Regions from separate parts of the Homo sapiens genome. Here region 1 is linked to region 2. A link is a loop called in an ENCODE intact Hi-C map of the cell type or tissue named here. Cell type or tissue: heart right ventricle. All regions are shown on one strand. Links, peaks and the distances in the headings refer to the core of each region. The heading gives the core; the rest is flanking DNA.

The links. A loop is a pair of places that touch in the nucleus more often than their neighbours do. Peaks named below come from ENCODE experiments on the same cell type or tissue, not always from the same donor. Only the 100,000 strongest peaks of a DNase experiment are listed, where the experiment ranks them.
Region 1: it touches region 2 in a loop (2.6-fold over the local background); 3 of 110 quality-filtered maps call a loop at or near these places.

What each region holds. Positions count from the first base shown.
Region 1 is chr18:13,439,787-13,448,865 of GRCh38, forward strand. The region is part of intron 4 of LDLRAD4 (low density lipoprotein receptor class A domain containing 4); the gene reads left to right. Among named protein-coding and RNA genes, the nearest start is that of MIR5190, 16 kb to the right of the region's middle. RefSeq lists enhancers at 6,538-7,241, 7,242-7,945. In heart right ventricle, for the core only: no CTCF peak of the experiment used is centred there; a DNase peak (open chromatin) is centred at 4,005.
Region 2 is chr18:13,624,345-13,633,423 of GRCh38, forward strand. All of the region lies in intron 5 of LDLRAD4 (low density lipoprotein receptor class A domain containing 4), which reads left to right. Among named protein-coding and RNA genes, the nearest start is that of MIR4526, 18 kb to the left of the region's middle. RefSeq lists an enhancer at 1,771-2,271. In heart right ventricle, for the core only: CTCF peaks have their summits at 6,004 (motif pointing left) and 6,204; DNase peaks (open chromatin) are centred at 5,637 and 5,977; H3K27ac peaks cover 1,185 bases.

The DNA of each region.
Region 1 (9,079 bases), core at 2,569-5,068, 190 kb before region 2:
GATGAGCAGGCAGCAGGCCAGAGGGTCGGGAGCCCTGAGGAACCCTGCTTGTTGGCCTTTCCACATGGATGGAACAATGATGTTTTCATCTCCTGAGCCTCAGTGCCCTCATCTCCACAATGGGGACATAAGAATGGTTATTGGAGTATCACACAGGACAATCCACAGCCAGCACTTAGAGCAGCATATTCCAGGCGCTAAGCACTCAAGATTACCTCAACCCAGGCTTGGGGTCTTAGAAGGAGGTGAGTACAAGCAGCATCTTACTCTGTTTTCTCTGGACTTGACTAACAGCAGACACACCACGGTAAGCTGTGTAGAGAATATCAGGACCTTGTGTGCTGCCTTGACTGGGTTCAGAGTTCTGGAGCCCCGGCCTCTGCTCTGGGGCGCTCCACAGGCCTCTTCTGGTCTGCGGGCTCCTCCTTTACTTCAGGGCCCTTTTGCCGAGGGCTTCCTTGTTTTCAACCCTCCTTCCTACCCTTCCCTCCTCCCTCGCTCCCTTTCTTGTCAGTATTCTTTCCGGTTTTTGAGGCCTATCTCCAGATCGCTTTTCCACTCATTTTTTAAAATGCGAGCACTTTAATTCTGCCTAGAAGCCGAGGGAGCAGTTACATCCATCAGTGGCTCAACTTTGCCCTAACAGAGGAGTCTTACGATCCTGTTGGCAAACTCTTGGCCCCCTACTGTTCAGATATGACTAGAACTTTTGTCTTTATAGCTAAAATGGGATATTATTTACAATATACTCTCTTCTAAGAAGACTGGAGAGCCAGGAGACGGAATGACAAAGGGCAGGACTGTGGCTGTGGCTTCAGATTGATCTGGGTTCAAGGTTCGGCCTAGGGGAGTGACAGCTCCTTTCAGCTTGGTTTCTCTCCCTGTGGAACAGGCACACTTCCTGCCGTGTAAGCATCTAAAGGAAAGAACGTCCATGGGAAACACAGTCTATGTCATCGTGTTGCAGTTGCCATCTCCACTCCCCACGTGGCCCTTCCTGGGGAGTGCACTGCTGTGACTTTGTATGGTTTATCTGTAATGTCAGAGCCATTGTGTACACGGAGCAGGAATTCACGGGTGTCCACAAGTGCACTTGCCCAGTGATCCTGGATGATTCTCCCTATTCTGTCCCCTGGGGAAGGCTGCCACCTGGCCTGTGGCTGCCCCCTACGTTCCCCTCAGGTTCTCTGCAGGAGCCCGAGGGAGCTGGGCGAGTGGTCATGGGGAGACGCTCACGGCGCGGGTTGCCTCTGGATTGTTCTGTGTGGCTGGGAGCTCCGGGGCAGGTGGTGGTTTCTCTGTCTTCTGCTGCAGCTCACCTCTGCCAGGTGTGTGGCTTCCCAGGGGAGGAGGCCAGAGGGTGGCCTCGTATTGAATGGCTATATATTCTCTTCCCCGTATTCTGTTGGGCAGCGAACAGGGATATTTCACTTCCTGTTAATAGCTGTGAACAAGCCTTAGAGCCTCGGGTGTTAGTGGATGACACTTTTTATTGGATCCTTCACCAGCCCGTTTCCTACAGCAGGCAGACAGCCTGCCTTTCATGGTGTGCTGCTCTGACGGTAAGGTCCCCTTCCTCTCCACCTGGACGGAATCAGAGTATCCCACGAACTCTTGTCTATGAAGTGCCATGCTTCAGAAAGGCGATGCCTCATTCTTCTTCCTGCTTAGGAGCAGGATTGGCTTGTGTGATCTATGTCACCTTGTTCCCACCTGGGGGATATACTCAGTGTTCCGGATCTGAGGGCACTGAGGCTGAAGCGAGGTGAGACCTTCTGGATTTCCAGATGAGCTAGAATCAGTTTAGTTTCCTGGCCGTGCCGTTAGCTTTGAGTATGCTCCATGGCTCAGATGTCTTGGCCATATCTCCCATTTGATATTTGCTAAATTTCAGCATGAATTAAAGTTAACAAGAAAATGTTACTGTTATTTGTAAAGCCAGCAATACTAAGAATCACAGAAGCTCTGAAAGTTGCTCTAAGTAGCTTTTATCTTCAAACAAAAATGTGTTTGGAGCCCAGGCTGAGGCATAGTGGGTTTCATCTGCCTTTTGCCTCTCCTCACCATGGTCAGGTTATGGTTGGACCGAGGCTGCTTTATTCTGCTGAGAGACCAAAGGGTTTTGCATGGACGTGGAGGTCTGGGCTGACATCCATTATCTCCTGGGGAATGAGTTTTCCTGGCTGCATCTTTCTGTGGAAGAGGAAATATGCTGTCAGCCTAAGTTGCCAGGTTTTGTCACATCTTTTCTCTGGCTGCTCTATCAAAATATTGTACCCCGAGCACTAAACATACAAATTACACAAACACAATTATTTGTTATTTACACAAATAAAATAATTATACAAATTATTCCTTATACAAACAAAATTATTTATGAAGTACCTTCTCTGGTCATTGTACTAGGCCTTGTGGAAACGAGGAATGAAGGAAAATATAGACCCTGCTATCAAGGTGCTGAGAGTGGGGAGGCGAATTCACACCTGCACAAAGATAACTAAAAATGGGCCCAGGGAGTGAGGGCCGAGCGGGTCCAGTCATTCGTAGTTCAGGGGATAGAGAGATTCATCCTGGTTGGATTAGTGGTCACAGTGGCTTCCTGGAGTAGGTGTGCTGGATGGCAAGAGGAGAGGACAGAGTGCCAGGGCCCAGAAGAGCATGAGCGTAGGTTGGCAATGAGGGTGGCGCTGTCTTGGGACAGAAGGACATGGCTGGGGCCCGCGTGGGGCACGGCTGAGAAAGTGGGTTGGGCCTAGAGAGACAGAAGCCAATGTATAAGGCTGCACCTCCTGCCCTGGTCCTAGGACGGGCCACCTGCTGGCCGGCCGGCTGCGGGGAGCCTGAGGCTGGCATCCCACTTGGTGGACCTGCCACCTCATTGTTCCTGCCCAGCCAAGCACGTCCTGTGGTGCTGTGTTTCCAAAGCCCCTTGGCCACATCTTAGTGGGGGACAGCAGCGTTCCTTCGACCGTCCAGAAGCGATAATTGAGTGGTCTGTGCAGCCTGGCAAGTGCCACGCCCTCCGAAAGCCTTGGTGAGCACAGACCCCCGAAGCCAGCGCTGCTGAGGGATTCTCACCACTGGACCTTAAGAGTAAGGTCAGCGTCGACAAGAAGCCACAACTTTCCCTTTGAGCTTCAGTGGAATTTCCACTTAACTGAGAGAATCTGATTCGGGGAAAGCAGGGAGAGGAGCAGCTCCCCCTGCTACTGGAGGGTTGGGAGGAAGCTGCTTCTCTCTATATAGAGACCTCATCAAACTGACCCCAAATTAAATGAACTGGAGCTGATAAAGTACACCCAGTTATGCCAGGATTATGACTTTAGGACTTTTTCAGGAGGCAACTTTTTCCTCCCATTGCCATTTAGGGTAATAACAACCAAATAAAATAAAATCCAACTTATTAAAATCTGAGCTGATTATTTTACTTCCGAAACCAGCTCTTCCCACCTTCGTCATTTTTTCTCCCAAAGAGACTGGCATCCTACTTGTCACCTGTAGGCACCAAGCTATGACTGCCCTCCTTCCCTTAAGGCAGCAACTTCCCACCTCCCAAGCATTTTGTTTATTGAGGACTTGGGGATCAGGCTCATAACCACATAGCCACATAGGTAACCTGTGCATAACCTGGGCTTGCAAATGCCAGACGCTTCTATTTTTTCCCTATAATTATTGCAGTAAACCTTAACCATAATTCTCTATATTAGAGAATAGTCACCAAATGTCCTTTTCGAGTTCATATTTCTCCAGTTGTGTTATAAACATGTGTTTCGGTTTGTTCTGTTTATCATTTGTTTGCACCAGGATCCAAAGAAGCCCCAGGCATCGTAGATCGCTTTGCTCTTGAAGGATCTCTGATTCTGTAGGTTATCCCTCCATATCTATTTCCCCTCCCTCCCTCTTCCTGTCGTCGTCGTCGTCGTCTCCTCCTCCTCCTCCCCCTTCTCCCTTTTGTGACTTTGGGTGGAGGGGTCTGGCTTGCTTGTTCTGCAGTTTCCGTACTCTGGATTTTGCTGGCTGCTTTCCTGTGGAGTCACTGAACGTGCTTCTCTGTCCCACACCATTCCTGCCACGTGGTAGGTAATGCAGAGGTCTGGGGAGACTCAGGTGTGAACGCTGTGTGTGTGAAACTACCGCCTCGGTACAGCTCTTCCATCAGGAGCACATTGTGTCTGCTGGTTTCTTGTGTGATACCGTCAGGCATTTGGGGTTGCAAAACAGTCAACCAAATTCTGTCCTTTTTTCTCAAGTAATTAGTGGGGATACATCTATAAAGAGAAATTCCCCATCAACGATTTGATTACCCTGAAGTGTATATCATATAGGATTTATTAACTTAAGGATGGGGGTTCCCTGTCACTCTGCACAGGTGACCACTGAGATTTCCTCTGTGTGTTATGATGAACTGATGAATTGAAATATGTTTGATGTATACACTTAACATTTTTAGGAACCCCCTCTGCTACACTTGGATAGCCAACTCCCAGGTCGCATCTGGAATTTGGGGATTGTCAATGACCTGTTTAACTCCAGGTTAAACTCCAGGCGTGCAGGGGCTAAGCCCTCTCCCCTTCTCTTCCTTATGATCTTTCTTAACATTTTCTTTTCTCTAGCTTGCTTTATTGTAAGAATGCAATATATCATAAATATGACATACAAAATGTGTGTTAATCGACTTCTTATGTTATAGGTAAGGCTTTCAGTCAACAGTAGGCTATTAGTAGTTAAGTTTTCGGGGAGTTGAAAGTTATACACAAATTTTCCACCACACGGAGATCACAGCCCCAACCCCCAAATTGTTCAAAGGTCAGCTGCACATAGTGGACACTCAGAGTGTTGACTGGAGACTGTTGATCCTTTCTCTGCTGCCTCCCAGCATCCTATGAGCATGGCTGCCAGGTGAACAGTGCCCATGAGGCTCTGTGGTAGACTTGGTGCCTGCCACGGTGCCTGGCGCATGTAGCATATGGGGCATGGCCCTGTAAATATTTGCTGAGTGTAGGGATGAATATTATTATTTTAGAAAACTCAAGCCTGACCAGAGGATGAAAAAGGCTTTTGCTTGCAAGGCCTAGTACCTTGCAAGTGGAAGCAGGGATTGAAAATATCCACGTGATGCTGGCAGCCTGCATGAGAAGACAAAGGAAAAGACTACATAAGGCTGGTGCCCACAAACTGCCTGTCCTTCCCATGTGTGTTTAGACTGCCATAAACACCCAAACCAACCAAAGTAGAAGCCTACTCTGGTAAGCATTTATTCTGGGACCAGCAGTGTGATAGGCTTTTACTGTGCGTGTGACCAGTCAGGGCTTCCCAGTGCTGCAGCCCTGGAGGGACAGACCTTTGGCCTCTAAATATCCATCTGCTGTGTAGGAAGGACCAGTCCTGCCAAGCACAGAGGAAATGTGGAGTGCTTCTGGCCGGCCCTAAAGACATGTAAGTGTGTGAGCAGGTGTGAGTCTGTGTGTGTATGCATGAGATGTGAGTATGCCAGAGTGTGTGGGACTGTGTGTGGTATTTGTGCACAAGTATGTGTGAGAATGTGTAGTTGTGTGCACAAGTGTGTGGGTGTCAGAGAGTGTGTGTGAGTCTGGTGTGTGCATGCATGTGACTCCATGTGGTGTGTGCATGCATGCGTGGGTGTGCCATGGGTGGAGTGTGTATGCAGGTGTATGAATATGTCCATGTGTGTGAGGGTGAGTCTGTGGTGCGTTTGTGCATGAATGTGCACGTGTGTGTATAAGAGTGCATCTGTGTACATGTCTATGTGTGTGTTTGTGCATGTGTGTGTGTATGCGTGAGGGTCTATGGTACATGTATTCATGAGTGTGTGTGCGTGTGTGTGTGAGAGAGTCTGATGCATTTGTGCATGAGTGTGTTTGCGTGTGTGTGCATGTATGTGTGTAGGTGAGGGTGTGTGATGCATGTGTGTGTGAGAATGTGTAGGTGCATGTATGTGTGTGGGTGTGTGCATGTGTGGGTGTGTGTGTGTGTGAGGTTGAGTCTCTGGTGCATATGTGCATGAGTGTGTGTGTCTGTGTGTGAGGGTGAGGCTGTGTGGTGCATGTGTGCATGAGTGTGTCACCTGGAGTCACCACCACTCACTGCCTGTGGCTTTAGGCAAGTTGTTCAGCCTCTGTGTACCTCGATTTTCTCATTTATAAAATGAGGATAATATTGGTATCTCTTTCAAAGGGTTGTTCTGAGGATTTACTGAAATAGTGCAGGACAGGCAATTAGAGTAATACCTGGCCCACAGTACATGCTCAGTAAGCATCATCTATTGGAGGGTCCACTGCTTCCTGGGGATTGGAATTAGGTAGGAAGGGAGCTGCTGTTTGCCGAGTGCTCACTGTTTACATGCATCATCTCATTCATCTCTCAAAAGCACCCTAGAAAGGTCATAAGAATGCAGCGCTCAGGGCGGTGGGGTGATTTACTCAGAGTCACACAGCCAAGGCGTGCCGCTGCTGGGGTGTTGAACTCAGGCCATGGTTTTGTTTGTCTTTGGAGGTGCTATTTTCCCCTCCCATGGTATTTTTCCAGTAAGATAGGGATTTACTCATCAGTTCTTAAAAGGCTTGAAGGGCTTGGGTGGTGGGGATCAAACCAACCGTCTTCTGTTCAGAAGGGCCACAGAGGATGATTGTTTTCAATTGATACATAGTTGACGATTTTTGGTTTCATGCTGGATTTTCAAACAGATTATGAAAAATTAACCTAAGAGCCCCTGTGTGTCAGGGATCATTGATTCTGTTGATTCCTTGGGATTTCCTCTACAAACTGATAAGCTATCCCTTCTTCGATTGTGTCCTGTCCAGGTAGTACTCGTATGACCCAGAAGCCAGCTCTCCTCTCTGACTCACTGTCTTGTCAGGAGGATGGAGATGATGACAGCTGCCCTGGGGAGGCGAGAGGCAGCGTGGCTTCAGCATGGGGGCGGCTCTGTTTCTGCCATCACCATCCCCGCTTCACCTGCTGCGGGCGCCAAGAGCCCGCCTCAGCCACATGTGGGCTTTTAGCCTCTGATCCCCAGTTTCCCTCTGACTCTTGTCTGAGCGCATTGGCTCCTTCAGCATCTCCAGCTGTGCTGGGAGGGGTGGGGCCTGCCTCGGGGGCCTTCTGGCATTCAGCAGATTGGACTTCCCATGTTGACGTTGCTGACTGCAGGGGGTGTGGGTCAGGGGTCTTCCAGGTTGTGGTGTTACCTTGGAGCGAGGCTGGGGTGAGGGGCTCTGGGTTTCCACAGACTTAATTCTGGCTGGCCTCCATCAAGGCCATGTTCAATGAATCAGGCTGTTGTGCAGAGCAGCCTGTGTGCTTTGGACAGGGCTCCCCGCCCGCCCCCCCTTTTTTTTGACTTAAAGAATCTATGGCAAAGCAATTACTGACTGTGACAGTGACCCAAGGTGGTATTTAAAACAAGATGTGGAGGGCAATATGCCTCTCTCTGGGTTCGCCACGGGATCAAGTTGCAGGGGCTGTCACTGGCAACACGCTTCTGCCTGAACGGTTCTGTGGGATGAGCCCCAGGGAGGCGCTGGCAGCCTCACACCCTCCCCTCCCAGTCCCGCCCCTTGTGTTGGCTGCCTTTGTTTCTCCAAGACGGTTTTCTGATCAATTAAAATCGTGTAGGGTCTTAAATGGTAATTCTGCCTTTTCAAATAAACAAAGGCGGAGAACAAATGGGAGGGTAAGTTTTAATAAACCTTAGGCATCATTTCCTCCTGCTGTGACACTAAATTTACTTGGATAAAAACAACCTCTTAGATTTACATTTTGATTCTGTTACTGCTTTCATGTGTGCGGGGCTGTCCCACTTCAGATGAAATTTATCCACTTCTTTAAATATTTAGTAGTCTAGCGTGGATGTTAATGAAAGTCTGGCGGTGCTATTTTGAGAATTGCAACAATGATAGTAATTTTCAGTGTCAGATTCCTGCTTCGCAAAGGGAAAGAGGGATGGGAGAAGGGGGAGGGAAAAATGGTTTCAGTTCTAATAGAGTTTGCCATCCGCTGGGCCGTGCCAGACAGATGGGTCATGAATACTGTCTAGACGCTCTCTGCCTGAGCGAAGCCCTGGTCTCTAAGGACACGCAATGAGACGCCGGCTTAAGTAACTGGGGAAAGTCAGGGCAAGCTCTCCTGTAACCAGATAGAAATCAACGTGATCCTGCTTCCTGGGGGAGGCCAAGGGGTGGCCGGGAGGGTGTAGGGAGAGGGGGTGCTAAGAGAAAAGGCCCGCTGTTACTGATCAATTTTAGTGCAAACTTGACAATTATTAGGCATTAGGGAGAGCGTGAAAGGACAGTTGTAGGATGATAACACTATTGATTTAAGCCGTACTGCCCAGAATGCAGAATGATATATTTCAGACCCAGGCTTCAAAGGCCGGAGAGGAGCTGGGGTGAAAAGGAGGATGTTGTCGTGTGTGCTTAAGACGGGAATGCAGCCCGCGGGGTGACCTGCGTTAATTGTGTATATTAACACACTCAGCACTGCTCTTGTGGAAACCGTTGGTCTTGACTGTTCATTTAGCCTCTTAATTTGCAAGGGTTTTAGAGGCTTACCAGGCTTGCTTTCTCTTTTTATGAATTTCTGCGAATTTCTTCATGCTGGGTCTCTTCCGGGCAGCTCCACAACTGGCAGAGCTGTAGGAAAGCGGGTAAAAAAATCCCCAGCGCCTGCCTGGCTGCGCTTGGGTGCCTGCGTAGTCGTGATGCTTGTCTTCCTAATTATTTTCTGAGTGGCGGGGATGGAGTTTATGTGATGTCAGAAGTGAGTTTCTGCTCATGAAGACTCCCAGTGTAAGTGTGGTGGGAGTCGGGAAGGAGATATTGAGGTAAAGATGAGATTGGGGGGCGGAGGCTGGGGGACCACCGATAAGGCGGGAGGTGACGCAGCAGCTTGCCGTTCGGCTGGGAGGTGCTTTGTCGCTTGGTTTGATGGCCGCTAATCACGTCTTGGTCTTGAAAAAAATTATCCAAAAGGGTACTACGGTGAAACTTGGAAGGGACCATCTTTGAGTAACTGAAGAAATAAAGCTGAAGTCTAAAGCTGCCATGAGATACGTCGTGGA
Region 2 (9,079 bases), core at 4,445-6,944:
AACAGTTTCCCCAGTGACTCCTGCCTCCTCTGCTCATCCAGCCATTCAGTGGACACTCCGCAGGAGCCAGGCACTGAGTAGGAGGGGGAAACAGTGGCCATGCCCCGCCTCCGCCACCAGCAGCACCTGCAGTCCCCTGGCGGAGGCCAAGACCCCGCTGCCATTCTCTCCATCTTCCTAGGGGAGGCTAGGGGTCTGGCTGGCCGATTGTGCCTTTGGGATGGGGGAGTGTCAGGCGTGGGAGCTGTAGGAGGTGTTTGGGGCAGGTATGAGGACCTGTGTCTCCTCCGTCCCCATGCCTGGCCTGGCCCATGTGCAGTTGGCGAGGGCAGTTCCAAGTTCCCCGCCTTCCCCATCCCTAGGTGACCACCTGTGTCAGGAAGCCCCCTCCCAAGGGGCTTGGAAGGGGCTGGGAAGGCACGGCTGGCTGGTCAGCATGGCAGGGAGGGCCCTGTGCCCCCTGGCAGAGCCTGGCAGTCCTCTGTCTCCTGGGCTCCCTGTGCTGCTGTGCAGGCCTGTGCTCCAGGGCAAGGCGGCTGGGGAGGATGAGTGTGTCTGGGCAGATGCTGCCATCCTCATGGCTTCTTTCCAGTTATCAGGGCCCCTGCAAGCCCCTAAGCACCTCTTCCTTTCTCAGCACCAATGTCCGAGGCCTTTCTCCTGCAGCACCCGAGGCCCTGGGAGTCCAGGCCCTGGCGGCGGCTCAGCACCCTCCAGTCAGCAGCTGGGGTTGGATGCTCCTCCTGTCCCCTCTGTGGAGCGCAGCCTCATTAGGAGCCTGTGCATTGTTGGGGAGCCTCCTGTGAGGGCCTGTTTGTAGAGACCCACCCCAGGGCTCCATGAGCACATTAGAAAATGATGTTCTATTTAAACCTGGTGTGAGAAGTGCTGGGCATTGAATTAACCAACTTCTAGGTGATTAGGCTTCACACTCTGATTAAACTTACTGTTACGTCTTTCTGCTGGAAGCCTGGAGAGTGGAGGTGGAAACATAGCTTGGGGCAATAGGATGGGAGTGAGTTTTGGTTTGGAGGAGGAGGATGAGCAGGCCAGCAGCCTTACTTGGCTGAGGAAGCTTCCCGCCCTGCTATGAGCGGCCCCTCGCCTCCTCTACAGGTTTTCCACTTTGACCACAAGGAAGGGCCAGACCAAGCTTAACCAGACAGCATCACTGTGGCCCTGGCTTCTCTGCTTCTTGCGGAGAGTCCCGTTCTGAGAAGTGGTGACTGCCCCGCTGCCTTCTCTGGCCCCTTCCTGAGGGAGTGCCCAGCTCAGCCAGTTCTGGTCCCTGTCCCATAGGGTGTGCTCCTGTGCAGGTGCAGGTGAGGAGCCGCAGCCGGCGCCCTCCTCCCCCCGCCAGAGGCCTCCTCCCCCTGCCAGCACCCTCCTCCCCCCACCAGAGCCCTCCTCCCCCTGCCACCACCCTCCTCCCCCCGCCAGCACCCTCCTCCCCTCAGCCGGCGCCCTCCTCCCCCCGCCAGAGCCCTCCTCCCCCCACCAGAGCCCTCCTCCCTCCACCAGCAACCTCCTCCCCTCTACCAGCATCCTCCTGACACTGGCACCTTCCTCCCATGTCCCTTGGCCTGGGACAGTGCATGCTGCATGAACGTGATGGGTGTCCCAAAGCCAGTCAACCTTTGTCGCCATGCGGTAGACACTGTGTGTCCCAGGGGGGCCCAAGGAATGGATGTTACTGGGCCTGAATGTGGTGGAAGTAGTGATTTCTGGATGAAAATGAAAACTAGCAACTCAGGTGTGAATTACATCACAGACAAAGCAAATGCTTACATCATAGCAGATAGCAGCGGCGGGTCCGGATCTGCATCCTTGTGCATTCTTGCTGAGGTAGCCTGAGCTTGGTTTCTTTGGAGCCTGGTTTGTGTGACTTCTGAGCATTGAGACTGTCTAGATTTCTTTTCATTATCTTAGACCATTCAGTAATGGGAAAGCAGTAAAGGGGCATGAATATTCTAGACACAGCCCGGAGAGCTATTTGAACAAGTTGCTGGAACATTTCTTGCTGGAGCTGAGGGAGCCCAGGTGACCTTTTCTGACTGCCAGCAGCCTGGCCCAGAGGGTCCAGCCTGGCCTGTGTGGACAGCCCAGGGGTAGGGGATGGCATGCAGGCAGAAGGGTCTGGCCATCAGCGGATGGAGGGAGAGGCAGGAGAGGGACAGGGACCTTTACCCAGATTGAAGCATATGAAATTGTTAACATTCAGCCATTTTGACCTATAGAAACAGCAATTTCAATTTAAAAAATTAACAAAAGGAATCACATCACACATCTCTTCATTATCAACTCCTACAGGGATTAAATCGATTGTGAAAATCCAGGTGCCCATTCTTCATAGCCAGGAGGAGCAGCCAGGCCCCACCCAGCACAGCTGGGCTCCTCCAGCTCCCTGGGGTTGACACTGGGAGGGGCCCTGGCTGTTGCGGAGGAGGACAAGCACTTGGTGGCTGTCAGCCCTCTTGATGCAGAAACTCATGCTCCTCAGATCCACAGTGCCCTGACATGGGGTGAGCTCTCCCCACAAGTCCCTCTCTGCAGAAGCCACAGAGTTAGCCTAGAGCATGGCTGTGTACCTGGTTTGCCCCACAGGGTGTTCGAACCTAAGTTGATCTAGCTTTTAAAAATTGGGGCTGGGTGCGGTGGCTCACGCCTATAATCTCAGCACTTTGGGAGGCCGAGGTGGGCAGATCACTTGAGGTCAGGAGTTTGAGACCAGCCCAGCCAACATGGTGAAACCTTGTCTCTACTCAAAAATACAAAAGTTAGCCAGGTGTGGTGGCACGTGCCTGTAATCCCAGCTACTTGGGAGGCTGAAGCAAGAGAATCTGGAGGCAGAGGTTGCAGTGAGCTGAGATCACGCCATTGCACTCCAGCCTGGCCGACAGAGGGAGACGCCATCTCAAAAATAAAAAAATAAAAAATAAAAATTGTGAGATTTCACATGAAAATTGGAGTTTCCATCTTCTCTTGAAAAAGCAGCCTATGGGGCCACACCCTGAGGCTGGGGCTGTGAGGTGGCTGCCATGGAGTGGGCCTGTGCTGCCCGGGCTGTCACCTGTCTCTCGCTGGGGACCCTTCAGTGCCGGGCAGCAGCATTGCCATCTGTGGGTTTGCACGTGGGGGTTGTTTTTCAGAGAAAATTTTCTTCTGCACTCAGGCTTCTATTGCAAGGCTGAAGACCAAGATAGACTGAGAGGGCCACTGGTTCCCAGAAAAATGGGTGAGAAGGTCCTTGTGGAAGTAAATACTGTTCCTGCCTGGTTAGGAGTTGAGACACGTGTCTGGGTCAACAGTGCTGTGCGTGTCCTGTGCCCAGCCTGACATGGTCACTCGTGGCCACTGCTGTCCAGTCATCTCCCCAGGCAAGGCCCTCCTCTGTGACTAAAGCTTATAGCCAGAGGGACAGAGGTGGCCATGGGCTCCCCGCTCTCTGAGGCTCGGCCCTGCACCAGCAGCCTCTCTGCTGGCCTTGGGAGCAGCGGTGGCCAGAGGGCAGACGGTCCTGGGCAGGTGTCTGACAGCCAGGAGCCCGCTGTGCTGGGGCTCAGAACTCACAGTGAGGGGACCTCTGGGTGTGCCATATGTGACGAGTGCCTTTCTCTACCTGGGCAGTGTCCCTCTACCCTCCCCTGCAGATAGAGGCTCTGAGGTGGGCCCCAGGCTCAGGGGTGTTTGAGAAACCCACAGGCAGTGTCCTGGGATCCCTCGGAGGGCACAGGGAGCAGGGGTTTCAGCGCCACACTGTTCATTCCCACTGCGGCTGGAGCGCTGGCTCGCTGTGCCCTGCTGCTCTCACTCCTGCCCACCTCATACGTTTAGAAAAGCATGTGGAAAACGATGGAAAGGAATGATTTTCAGTAAGGCTTGAAGGAGTGGACTAAAGGGCTTACTGATGCAGTTGTACTCGGTCTGCCTCTGACACTCCAGACTAAAGAAAAGAGCCACAGGCTTCCTCTGGCATCATTGTGGGGATGAACCGCAGGGGACCGTTTCCCTGCAGGCAAGGCAGACCCTGCTGCACCACAGACCAGATGTGTGTGTTTGTCGGTTGTCCAGTGACAGCTCTCCGTTACTGCATTTCACGGAAACTGCATTTCCAAGAGCTTAGGGTCCGGCGGGTTGGCCGCAGCATGTCTGTCTGAGTGAGCAAGGACTTCCAATTATCAGGCTGCCCAGGTGGTCATTTGAAAGGTTTTGCCCTTTGCTATGTCTAATTGAAGCATTAGAGGATAGACAATTTCACATCACCTCAAAATGAGAACATCTCCCTTCAATTAAGGGAAACAGGAGGCCAAGCGGCCCGGCAGAAACTGCATAAGGATGCTGGACCCCAGCTGCACGCAGATTCCCACCTGAACCACAGTGGGCAGAGCTTTGGAAGAGTCAATGCTTATCTTTAAAGTGACAGTGTCTCAAATAGTCCTTCTACTGATGTTGGCACTGCTCAGAATGTTTGGGAATTACCTTCAGGTTTTGGGGTTATTTTTAAGTGACAAGATCTCACTTTGTTGCGCAGGCTGGAGTATAGTGGCATGATCATAACTCACTGCAGCCTCGAACATTTAGGCTCAACTGATCCCCCTGCCTCAGCCTCCTGCGTAGCTGTGACTATAGGCACGCGCAACCATGCCTGGCTAATTTTTAAATTTTTTGTAGAGACAAGATCTCACTGTGTTGCCCAGGCTGGTCTTGAACTCCTTGCCTCAAACGATCTTCCCACTTCAGCCTCCCAAAGTGCTAGGATTACAGGCCTGAGCCACTGCACCTGACTGGGTTGTTTTTATTTGTTTGTTTGTTTTTTTAATCAAGGGAAATTTTTTAAAAGCTTCTCCACAATGGCAAATCTTCCTTTGCAAAGAGCAAATAGTTTTGCTCTTGGGGATAGATTTGATTTTTGGTACCAGCCAAAATCCATTTAGAGTTAAGTCTTGTTCATTATATGGGTGATCAAACCAAATGATACAATTTTGGTGCAAAGGCAAGCACGACTCAATTAGTGAGACTGACGTCCGAGTTACAAACTGATCTGTAGAGAAAGGTCAGGAAGGACCCACAGCAAACTGACAGCTGTGCCTGGGAAGGAAGTAAGGACAAAGGAACACTGATCTGTGCAGTAAAACTTTTATGGTAAGAATGTATTCATGTATTACCTTTGCAATTACAAAACATCCTCTGATCATGTAAACTGATGCTAAAGGCAGTAATGTTCTGGGCATCTATAGACTCCCAGAGTAATTCATTTGAACATGGTTTCTATGGTGGCTAAAATAATAATTTTAAATAAAATGTATGAACATTTTTATCAACAAATTTATAGTAATCTTTTAAATATATAAGGTATTAGCATTAATAATCTAATAGTAAAATCTGTTGGTTTATTTTTTGCTTAGTCCTTGAAAGTTGGTGTGGTTTGTTCTGAAAAAAAAAAAGAGAAGAAGATTAAAAATTATCTTAATGATCATAACTCTGGGTGGCCCCTGTTGGGGAGGCTCACCAGGCTGGGGTCTGGCTCTTGGCAAAGCCCCAGCAGCTCTGTGACCTTGGGTGAAGGTCACAGAAAATCCCCTCTGAGCTCTGACTTCTTCTCACATGTGAGACGAGGCAACTGGTGCTGAAATCAGGATGATGCCTGCCTGGATCTTGTGTGGTTCCACATTTTCCTGCTGCCTGGAACTTTCTCATTCCCAGGCTGATTCCTCTTGAAGTCCGATTGCTCACTAACCCCAGCACCAAGCTGGGAGAGGCACCTCATATTGCTTTTCCCCGCTAGCCCATTGCATTGTCCCAGAAATAGAAAGGATTCCCTTCCTTTTCTTCCAGCAGACCTTCCTAGATGATTTGTCTTTTCTCTTAAGGGACGTGCCCTAGATTGAGCAGAGTTGGGGGATCTTGAATCTGAGAAGTCTGATGATGGATTCCCCAGGAGGAAGAAAGGGGGAGGTGCAGTCTCTGACAGCCAGGGGTACTGGCCTCACATCCAGGCTGTGACTGCCATCTAGAGTGGAAAGGACGGTAGTGATAAAATATCAGGATGGTGGAGAGGCTGCATGAAAAAAGGGAGAAAACAGGGAAAATTGATTTTATCAGAAGGCAAAGGTGTTGCTGAATATCCAAAGATCAATTTCACCTCTTCTTTGAAATTCTCACTGTGGAACAGGGGAAAAATAGATTTCCAACTATTTGAGGCCATAAAATACATTCATTCACTGGGAGGTTAGCCCTTGGGTAGAATCAGAATACCCAGCAGTAGTCTTGCTTTACCGCAGACTGACCGAGGTGCCTAGAGAGGAATATGCCCTCTGTCCTCAGTTTCCCCCCATCTAAAATGAGGGATAACTGGCTTCATTCGGAGGCCTTCAATCTGTATCTTGCCATGAAGAACAGTAAGAAATACATTTTATATCACAACACAAAAGCCTCCTATAATGCAATTAAGGCAGAGGTTTTACAAAACAATACTTACAGTGTGCTCAGATCATTTCTGTTCTGTTTCAGTTTTTGGAATGCTGGCTGTGACCCACTTAAATGGATTTTCCAGCTCTCTAAGAGGCTGCAAAGCACATGGTGGAAAACACTGTGTTCAGTGCTCTCCCTGGTTGTTTCCAGTCCCCACATCTGATCATTCCTGGGGTCCTCTGTGTGTGTGTGGAAAGGAGAGTGTAGCTGAGAGCATAAGCCCAGCAGGGTTCGGGCGTGGTGTGGCCTTGCACACGTGGACGCATGGCAGCAGGCGACAGCCCATGGTGCAGCACAAGGGAACCCTCAGTAAGTCATGGCTGCAGACGACTGTCCTTTAATAATATGAGATGTACTGGTTGGAAGAAAAATGATCCAATAAATACAGAAATGAAAAGGATTATAAAATAGTGCTACGAACAATTGTATGCAAACCAATTGGATAACCTAGATGAAATGAAAAGATATTAGAAACAGCCTACCAAGACTGAATCATGAAGAAATAGAAAATCTTAATAGATCTATAGCTAGTAAGGAGATTGAACCAATGGTCTAAAATCTCCAACCTGGACCACATGGCTTCAGTGGTGAATTCTACCAAACATTTAAAGAATTGACATCAATCCTTCTTAAACTTCTAGAAATTTCAAGAGGTGGGAACACTTCCTAACTCATTATGAGATGAGGCCAGCATTCCTGATACCAAAGCCAGACAAAGACACAGCAGAAAAAGATAACCATAGACTAATATTTCTTATAAATATTGATGCAAAAGTCCTCAACAAAATACTAGCAAACTAAATTCAGCAGTATATTAAAAGGGTTATACTGGCTGCGCACAGTGACTCACACCTGTAATCCCAGCACTTTGGGAGGCTAAGGGAGGCAGATTACTTGAGGTCAGGAGTTCGAGACCAGCCTGGCCAACATGGTGAAACCTGTCACTACTAAAAATACGAAAATTAACCAGGCATGGGGGCACGCACCTGCAATCCCAACTACTCGGGAGGCTGAGGCAGGAGAATCACTTGACCCCGGGAGGCGGAGGTTGCAGTGACCTGAGATCGTGCCACTGTACTCCAGCCTGGAAGACAGAGCGAGACTCTGTCTCAAAAATAATAATAATACTAAATAAAAATTAAATTTAAAAAAGTAAAAGGATTATACATCATCAACAAGTGGGGGATTTATTCCCAGAAGGCAAGGATGGTTCCATACATGAAATTCAGTCAGTGTCATACACTACATTAACAGAATGAAGTTGGGGGTCCCAAACTTCATTCAGCAGGTCCCAAGTTCTTGTCCCACAATCATCTCAGTTGATGCAGAAATAGTATTGTCACAGGATCCTTAGGGTGTCACTTCGCCAGTCAGAAACCTTTGTGGCTGGTGGTGCCTTCTGCCTGAGTATTGCTCATGCCCACTGGGCTCATCCTGCCCACTTCCCCTGGCAGGCTGCGCTCAGCTCACGTTACTGGCCCAGATCCCACACCTGCCAAGGGCAAGCCAGGCACAGAATGGTGAGGGGTGTGTGAGCAAGTGAGTGCAAGGTCCAGCCACTGTGCACAGCCAGGTGCGCTGGTTGCTGCAGCAGGGCAGGCAGCTCCAGGTACTGGCACAGGTGCTTGCTCTGTGCAAGGCTGCAGCTGGACCAGATACACTGCATGCAGCATCCACTGCAGGCACTTGCGTCTGGATGAGGGGAATGTGATGGTACCCGGAAGCTTGGAGACACCAGGAACTGCAGAGTCCCAAAGATGGTGTCACAGCCCTGGCCAGGAGAACCCTAGGTCTGGGCTGCCCTAAGGGTCACAGCTCTTCTTTCCTTCTTGTCCCCCACAGTGTGGTGAGTGGAGGGGCATGTTTCAGCCCTGTTTATGTTACAGCTCTTTTAGTCCCACCATTCGGCCAGTCACAAGTTCTTGTCCCACATCCAAGAAGAATGAGGTACATGGACAACTGGTGGGTGAGAAGTTGGAGAGAAGCTTCATTGAGCAACAGAACAGCTCTCAGGAGACCCAGACTGGATAGCTCCTTTCTGTAGGCAGGTCATCCTGATGTCTGTCTGTCCAGCTCAGATCAGAGAGGAGACCCACAGTGGGTAGCTCCTTTCCCCAGACAGGTCATCCCAATGTCTGTCTGTCAATGGGTAGCTCCTTTCTGTAGGCAGGTCATCCTGACGTCTGTCCAGCTCAGAGCAGAGAGGAGACCCATAGAGGGTAGCTCCTTTCCCCAGACAGGTCATCCCAATGTCTGTCTGTCAATGGGTAGCTCCTTTCCTCAGGCAGGTCATGCCAATAAGTGTCTAGCCGTCAGTGGAGAGGAGACCTGCAGTGAGTAGCTCCTATCCACAGGCAGGTTGATCCGATGTCTGTTCAAGTCAAACTGAATCCAGGATTTTTAATGAGCTCAAAAGGGAGGAAGTGCATGCTGATTGGTCCATGGACGGCCACAGGCAGGCCCAGAAAAAGCATCCTAAGTTCTTACTCTGGTCTGTGGACTCCACTCAGAACTGACAGCTTGGCCCCCATGCTTTAGGCCATTCCTGGCTTGAAGGTGGGGCTTCAGCAGGGACCTGCCCCTTTTTGCCCAGGAGCCTGTCTGCCTC